Linked DNA regions of Homo sapiens: region 1 is linked to region 2. Evidence: read pairs that join two places in POLR2A ChIA-PET (ENCODE). Cell type or tissue: HepG2. All regions are shown on one strand. Links, peaks and the distances in the headings refer to the core of each region. The heading gives the core; the rest is flanking DNA.

Region 1 (2,901 bases), core at 266-2,765, 160 kb before region 2:
TCTACTAAAAAAAAAAAAAAAAAAAAAAAATTAGCCAGGCATAGTGGTGCGCGCCTGTAGTCCCAGCTACTCAGGAGGCTGAGGCATGAGAATCGCTTGAACCTAGGAGGTGGAGGTTGTAATGAGGTGAAATCACGCTACTGCACTCCATCCTGGGTGACAGAGCAAGACTCCATCGAAAGGAAGAAGAAGGGGAGGGGGAGGGGGAGGGGAGGGAAGGGGAGGGGAGGGGAGGGAAGGGGAGGGGAGGGAAGGGGAGGGAAGGAGAGGGGAGGGGAGGGGAGGGAAGGGGAGGGGAGGGGAGGGGAGGGAAGGGAAGAGTTTTTAAAATTCCATAAATCTCAACATAGGTTTTAAGACTCTGGTCATGGGCAGAACGCAGTGGCTCATTCCCATAATCCCAGCACTTTGGGAGGCTAAGGTGGGAGGATTGCTTGGGGTTAGGAGTTCGAGTCCAGCCTGGGCAACATAGTAGTTTCCTGTCTCTATGAAAAATTAGCCTGGCTTGGTGGCCTGAGGCTAAGGTGGGAGCATTGTTTGAGCCTGGGAGGTCGAGGCTGCAGTGAGCTGAGATCATGCCACTGCACTCCAGCCTGGGCAACAGAGTGAGACCCTGCCTCAAAAAAAAAAAAAAAAAGAAGAAGAAGAAGGAGAAAATCTATATCTCCACATTGCTGCACCCTATCCCAAGATAATCATGAGTAATAATTTGGTGTATATGACTCAAGAATTTCTTTTGTAATTATAATTTTATATAAAAATAGAATTATGCTATTCATGCTTCATTGGTAATTTGCTTTATCTCATTTTACATCTTTGAGATATTTCCACGTCATTACACAGAGAGCTGTCTTACTCTTCCTTTTTTTTTCTTTTCTAAAAGCAGCATCGTGTTCCAGTGTACTGACAAACCATTGTTTAACTCATCCCCTATTAATGGGCATTTGGATTGTTTCCATTTTTAAAAATATTTTCAAACAAGACATCCGTTTACTTATGTCTTGGCATACTGTGTGAGTACTTCTGTGGGCTACATTCCTAGAAGTCAGAAGATATGATAAAATTTAATAGAGGGTGACAAATTGCTTTCCCAAAAGGTTACACTGATTCACACCCGCCCCCAGAAGCGGATGAGAGTGCCCGTTTTCCTAGCCTCTTGCCAATGCTAAGCACTATCAATCATTTTTATCTTTGCTAATCTGATTGGTGAAAAAATGATATCTTGTTTTCATTTGCATCTTTGACATACTAGTGAGCATCTGCTCATAGGTTTATTGGCCTTTTCCTGTGAACTGCCTTTTCATGTTCTTTCAAATCTTTTTTAAATGCATTTTTACATTCTTTTGGATTTATCACAAAAAGACAATTCCTTCCCAATTAAGCCATGGTTATGAGGCTTTCTTATTCCTACAGCTTACAAGATGCTTTATGCAAGGGCTTTTATTCTGGAATGATGGAAATGCTCTGAAGCTACAGTGGGGGTTGCACAGCACCATGAGTACTAAATGCCATGGAACTGTTCACTTTCTTTATTTTATTTTATTTTATTTTTTTTAAGACAGAGTCTAGCTCTGTCGCCCAGGCTGGAGTAAAGTGGCTAGTAAAATCCCGCCTCACTGCAACTTCCACCTCCCGGGTTCATGAGATTTCCTGCTTCAGTCTCCCACGTAGCTGGGATTACAGGTGCATGCCACCACGCCCGGCTAATTTTTGTATTTTTAGTAGAGACAGGGTTTCACCATGTTGGCCAGGCTGGTCTCGAACTCCTGACCTCAGGTGATCCACCTGCCTCGGCCCCTCCCAAATGCTGGGGCGTGAGCCACCACGCCCGGCTGAACTGTTCACTTTCAAATGGTTCATTTTATGTTACGTGAGTATCACCTTGATAAAAATTTTTAAGATGCTTTATGCTAATTTCAGATTGATCATCAACAGGCAGAAGCTCCCAACTTTGTGTCTAAAAGTCCCTCCTGCCTCTTTCCTCCAGTGAATGACTGTTAGCAGGAACTTCAGGCCCGAGGTCTGCCAGCCCTCATTCTCCAGCTCTGCCAATTCAGTGTCTTAGGACTGCGCATATCTGAGAGATATTCTTTGTCCAAAAAGTATGTTTTCATTAAAAACTATGCACAATGATTCTGAAATCTTTCTAAAGCTCCTCTTTACACATGCTTTCCAGTGTTTTAATCGTTTAAGGAAACTGTCCTGGATTTTTCTCTCTACCATAAAACATGGCATTTCTCAGTCATTTTTTCTTGTGCCTTCTGGGAAAGAACTGTTTACAACAACAACAACAACAACAACAACAACAACAAATCCCGGGTGGTCCTGGCCTTTTGAGGACCTGTCTTATCTGAGATACATTTCAAAACCATGATAGTCTTCAAGCCTGAGCCAGCTGCTGCCAGTTCCCTGACTTCCTTCTCCTGGTGGTGGTGGCAGTGGCAGTGGTGGTGGTCGTGGTGGATCACTGAAACATTCTCCCTTCGAACTTCTCCTGCCTCCATCCTTCTTTCCAGCCATACCCAAGACACAGCCAAACCAAAGGCAGAAGCTCCCCTCCAGGGCTGACCAGGTAAGATCCCAAAGCCAGGGCTGTGTCGAGGCCCCACAGCGCTGAGTAGAGGATGGGGTCAGGGCTAGGGTCAAGGGTCAAGTCCTGCCCTGTTTGACCTTGGACAAGTCACACAGCCTCCTGAAGCTCGGTGGGAGAATAGTTAGCAGGGCTGTGGATGAGGGAATGGGATGACAGTGCAGGCCCTGCTGTACTCGAGGCACAATCGTCAGTGTTTCTTGTGAGGGCTCACAGGGGCCAAAGCACAGGGGCCCACGTGCATGTGCAGGATGGCATCAGGAGGGAGGAGATGCCACTCTAGGATGCTGGGCTGCAGATGCCCTGCTCCC
Region 2 (2,858 bases), core at 1-2,500:
GGTAAGTAAGAAAGATAAAAAGTGCCTTTTGCCCCTTCGAGGAAACCCTTTTGCAGGCCAAGCAAGGGCTGCAAGTGTTTGGGAGCTGAGAGGAGAAGGAGGATTCTGGAGCATTGTATTTGGCAGCCGGAGCGGGCAGTGGGCGGGGGGTTGGGACACGAAGGGCTCTTCGGACCCCTGTGCCTCTTCTGCCCCAAGGGCGAGAAGACGGGCTTCGCAGCGACCCTCGGGGGTCCATGGAGCCGCCTGCCTTCGCCCCCTCGCTCTTCCCAGGTCTGAACCTGGATGGGGAGAAGAAATTGAAGTGCTTTGGAGACGGGGGGGCTTAAAACACTAGGGAGCCTCATCGCCCAGCCTTGGGCCCACTTTCCTTTCGATCGTGAGGATTCCGCACCCCGAAGCCGGCTTCTCGGGGCTCCGGGGCGCGCCTGCGCTGGCAACGCGAAGGAGGACAAAAGGCCGGCGTCCATGTTGGCACCATGACGCAGCATCTCCGCCCGCAGCCCGGAGCTGCTGTCCTCCCGGCCGCGCTCGCTCCTCCTCCCAAACACCAGTTTTCTTTACAGGCTTCGAGCCCGTCGCGGCTGGGCCGGGCTGGTCTGGCAGGCGGGCCCAGCCGGGCAGGGCTGCTTTGCTAATGGCGGCGGCTCTCTTTCCTTCCTTCCTCCTTTCCTCCGTCCCCCCGGTCGTGGGGAGCCCGGAGCAGGAGGCGGGCCCGCGGCCAGGTCGGGCCCCGAGAGCCCGCGGGGCGCAGCGCTGGCGACCGGGTGTCGGGGGCCGTTTCGGGGGCCGTGGGCCTCGGGGGCGTCGCGCGCCGCGCCTCCCGCGCTCGCCTCAGCCGGGCGCGGCGGCCTGATGGGCGCCATTTCGCGCGCTGCCCGTGGCTGGGGCGGTGGCGGCCGCCGCGCGCCGGGCGGGAGGAGCGGCAGGGGTAGGGGGCTGGGCGACCCGGCGGCCCACGCGGGCACCAGGAGGCCTCGCCCCGGACCGCTTCCCTCTTTCGTCTTTGTCCTGCGCGGGCGCCCGCAGCCGAGGGCCACGGGGTCGGCGGGGCTTCGAGGCCGCCCCGGGTCCCACCGGCTCCTCCGGAAGCCGCGGACCGGCCTGGCCCTGACCCCAGGCCGCCCCCCGCTGCCCACCCAGCTCTGGGCGCCCAGGTCCGACCTCCCAGTCGCCCTCTGAGAGCCGAGTCAGCGCGGGGCGGGGGGTCGCCCCCTTTGTCCTCACTCAGGGCGGGAGGCCCTCGGGGTGGCCGCAGACGCCCCGTTGGGCAGCCCTCCAGCCCAGCTCTCCAGGCAGGAGGTGGGGGAAGCCTGGGAAAGCGGAGGGGGGGCCCCGGGATCCCCCGAGGCGCGGGGCTCCCGGCGAAGCCTCAGATCTCCGGCCCTTCCCGGGGAGGGTGCGGGCGGGGCGGGCCTTTGGAAATGCAGATGAGCCGCCGCCCGGGCCGGGGTTGAACCTTCTGACTCAGCCACCCCCGGCCGCCCGGGCCGCTGGGGGAGGGGCGGCGTCTGGGGTGCTCCCTTTCAGCCCCGGAGCCCGTCTGCTGTGTATTCGGCCGGTCACATCTCTCTCCCCCAACGCCCTGATCCGCCCTCCACCTTCCTCTCCTCCAGGTTCTGGGCCGGAGAAGGGGCGACGTTCGGGCACCCCCCGAATGGACAATCTTTCCTTCTGTCAACGGCAGGGGCAGGCCTAGTTTGACTCTGACAGTCCTCCCACTAAGGTAGGTGTGAGTACTTGCCCAGACCGTGAGGGAGATTTGGGGGGCTCTGGCCTGCAGCCCAGGGAGGGCCGAACCCCAAACACGCCGGGCTGGTTCTGCGGCCCCGCCCCACCCCACCCCCCCCCCCCCAGCTGCGAGCGCGTAGGGCCGCCTGCTGGGCCGCCGGGGCCATCCATCCCCGTCTGTCAGCTTCTGTTGTCAGGCATTTGGGGCGTGTAAGTCTCTGCCGAATATAGCAGCATACGAGAGGATCCACTTGCAAGTATTTCCCAGTTGTGTGTTCTTCGGCGGGGGGAGGGCCCTGGGTGCCGCCTACTTCTGAAAGACACAGGTCACTGTCAGAAAGCCCAACTGTGCTGTGGCCTTCCCTCCAGCCGCCCCCGTGGGGCATGTGGGGTGACAGTGTGAGCCGTCCTCTGATGTCTGGCTGCTAGAGAGGCAAAGAACAGAGACCCGAGGTTCCGGCCACCTTTCTCTATGAAAGGGCCTTCCTTGACGCTTCTCCACCTTCCTGGGATTGTTTTCTTCTCCAGTCCCCGAATGGGCAGGCCTGTATATAAGCCTTGTTTCTAGAACCAGACAAAGCTGGATTTGAAACCTGGCGAGCCATTGAACAGCTATGGCCTTGCGTAAGCGGTATAGCCTCCAAGCCTATTTCTCCATCTCCGAAAACAGGGCTAGATCAGTGGTTCTTAGTCTGGAACCGGCATCAGAATCACACCGGAAGGGGGGCTCACTGAAAATGGACCACCGGGCCTGGTGCCCAAGTGTCTGATTCAGTGGGTTGGTCCTTAGGACTGGCATTTCTAACAAGTTCCCAGGTGAGGTGAGGCTGATGCTGTGGTCTGGGAACACATTTTGAGACTCCAGCCCCTAGCCTGGTAACACCTGGGGTTTTGACGCAGAAGTGCCACGTTCCACGCTTGGCACATAGTAATTGATTTCATTCTAACGCTAGCCGACTTCATGTATTGAATAGTTTCCCATCTCAGTGTCTAAGAAGCTCCACAGCTGGAGATGGCGGCCCTTGGTCTCGGAGCCCCCCTCCTTGTGATTTCTGCTTTGTGATTGCTTTGATGAACCATTTGGGTCCAGGTGCTCCTGATCACACCACCTCCCCTATTTGGGACTT

What was found. ChIA-PET counts read pairs that join two places held together with the same protein. Peaks named below come from ENCODE experiments on the same cell type or tissue, not always from the same donor. Only the 100,000 strongest peaks of a DNase experiment are listed, where the experiment ranks them.
Region 1: POLR2A ChIA-PET joins it to region 2 with 5 read pairs; 4 of 35 experiments call an interaction of 5 or more read pairs at or near these places.

The regions. Positions count from the first base shown.
Region 1 is chr12:121,963,557-121,966,457 of GRCh38, reverse strand. The region is part of intron 15 of CFAP251 (cilia and flagella associated protein 251); the gene reads right to left. Among named protein-coding and RNA genes, the nearest start is that of CFAP251, 46 kb to the right of the region's middle. In HepG2, for the core only: no CTCF peak of the experiment used is centred there; no DNase peak of the experiment used is centred there.
Region 2 is chr12:121,798,715-121,801,572 of GRCh38, reverse strand. LINC01089 (long intergenic non-protein coding RNA 1089) reads left to right here. Exons shown (of 4, transcript NR_152740.1): 3 at 1,617-1,726. It also overlaps a transcript of SETD1B not described here. Among named protein-coding and RNA genes, the nearest start is that of LINC01089, 2.8 kb to the left of the region's middle. RefSeq lists enhancers at 243-302, 323-422, 483-602, 1,493-2,032, 2,033-2,572 and 1 more and silencers at 713-782, 793-1,132, 1,203-1,622, 1,653-1,702. In HepG2, for the core only: a CTCF peak has its summit at 1,964; DNase peaks (open chromatin) are centred at 520, 1,362 and 1,972; H3K4me3 peaks cover 2,222 bases.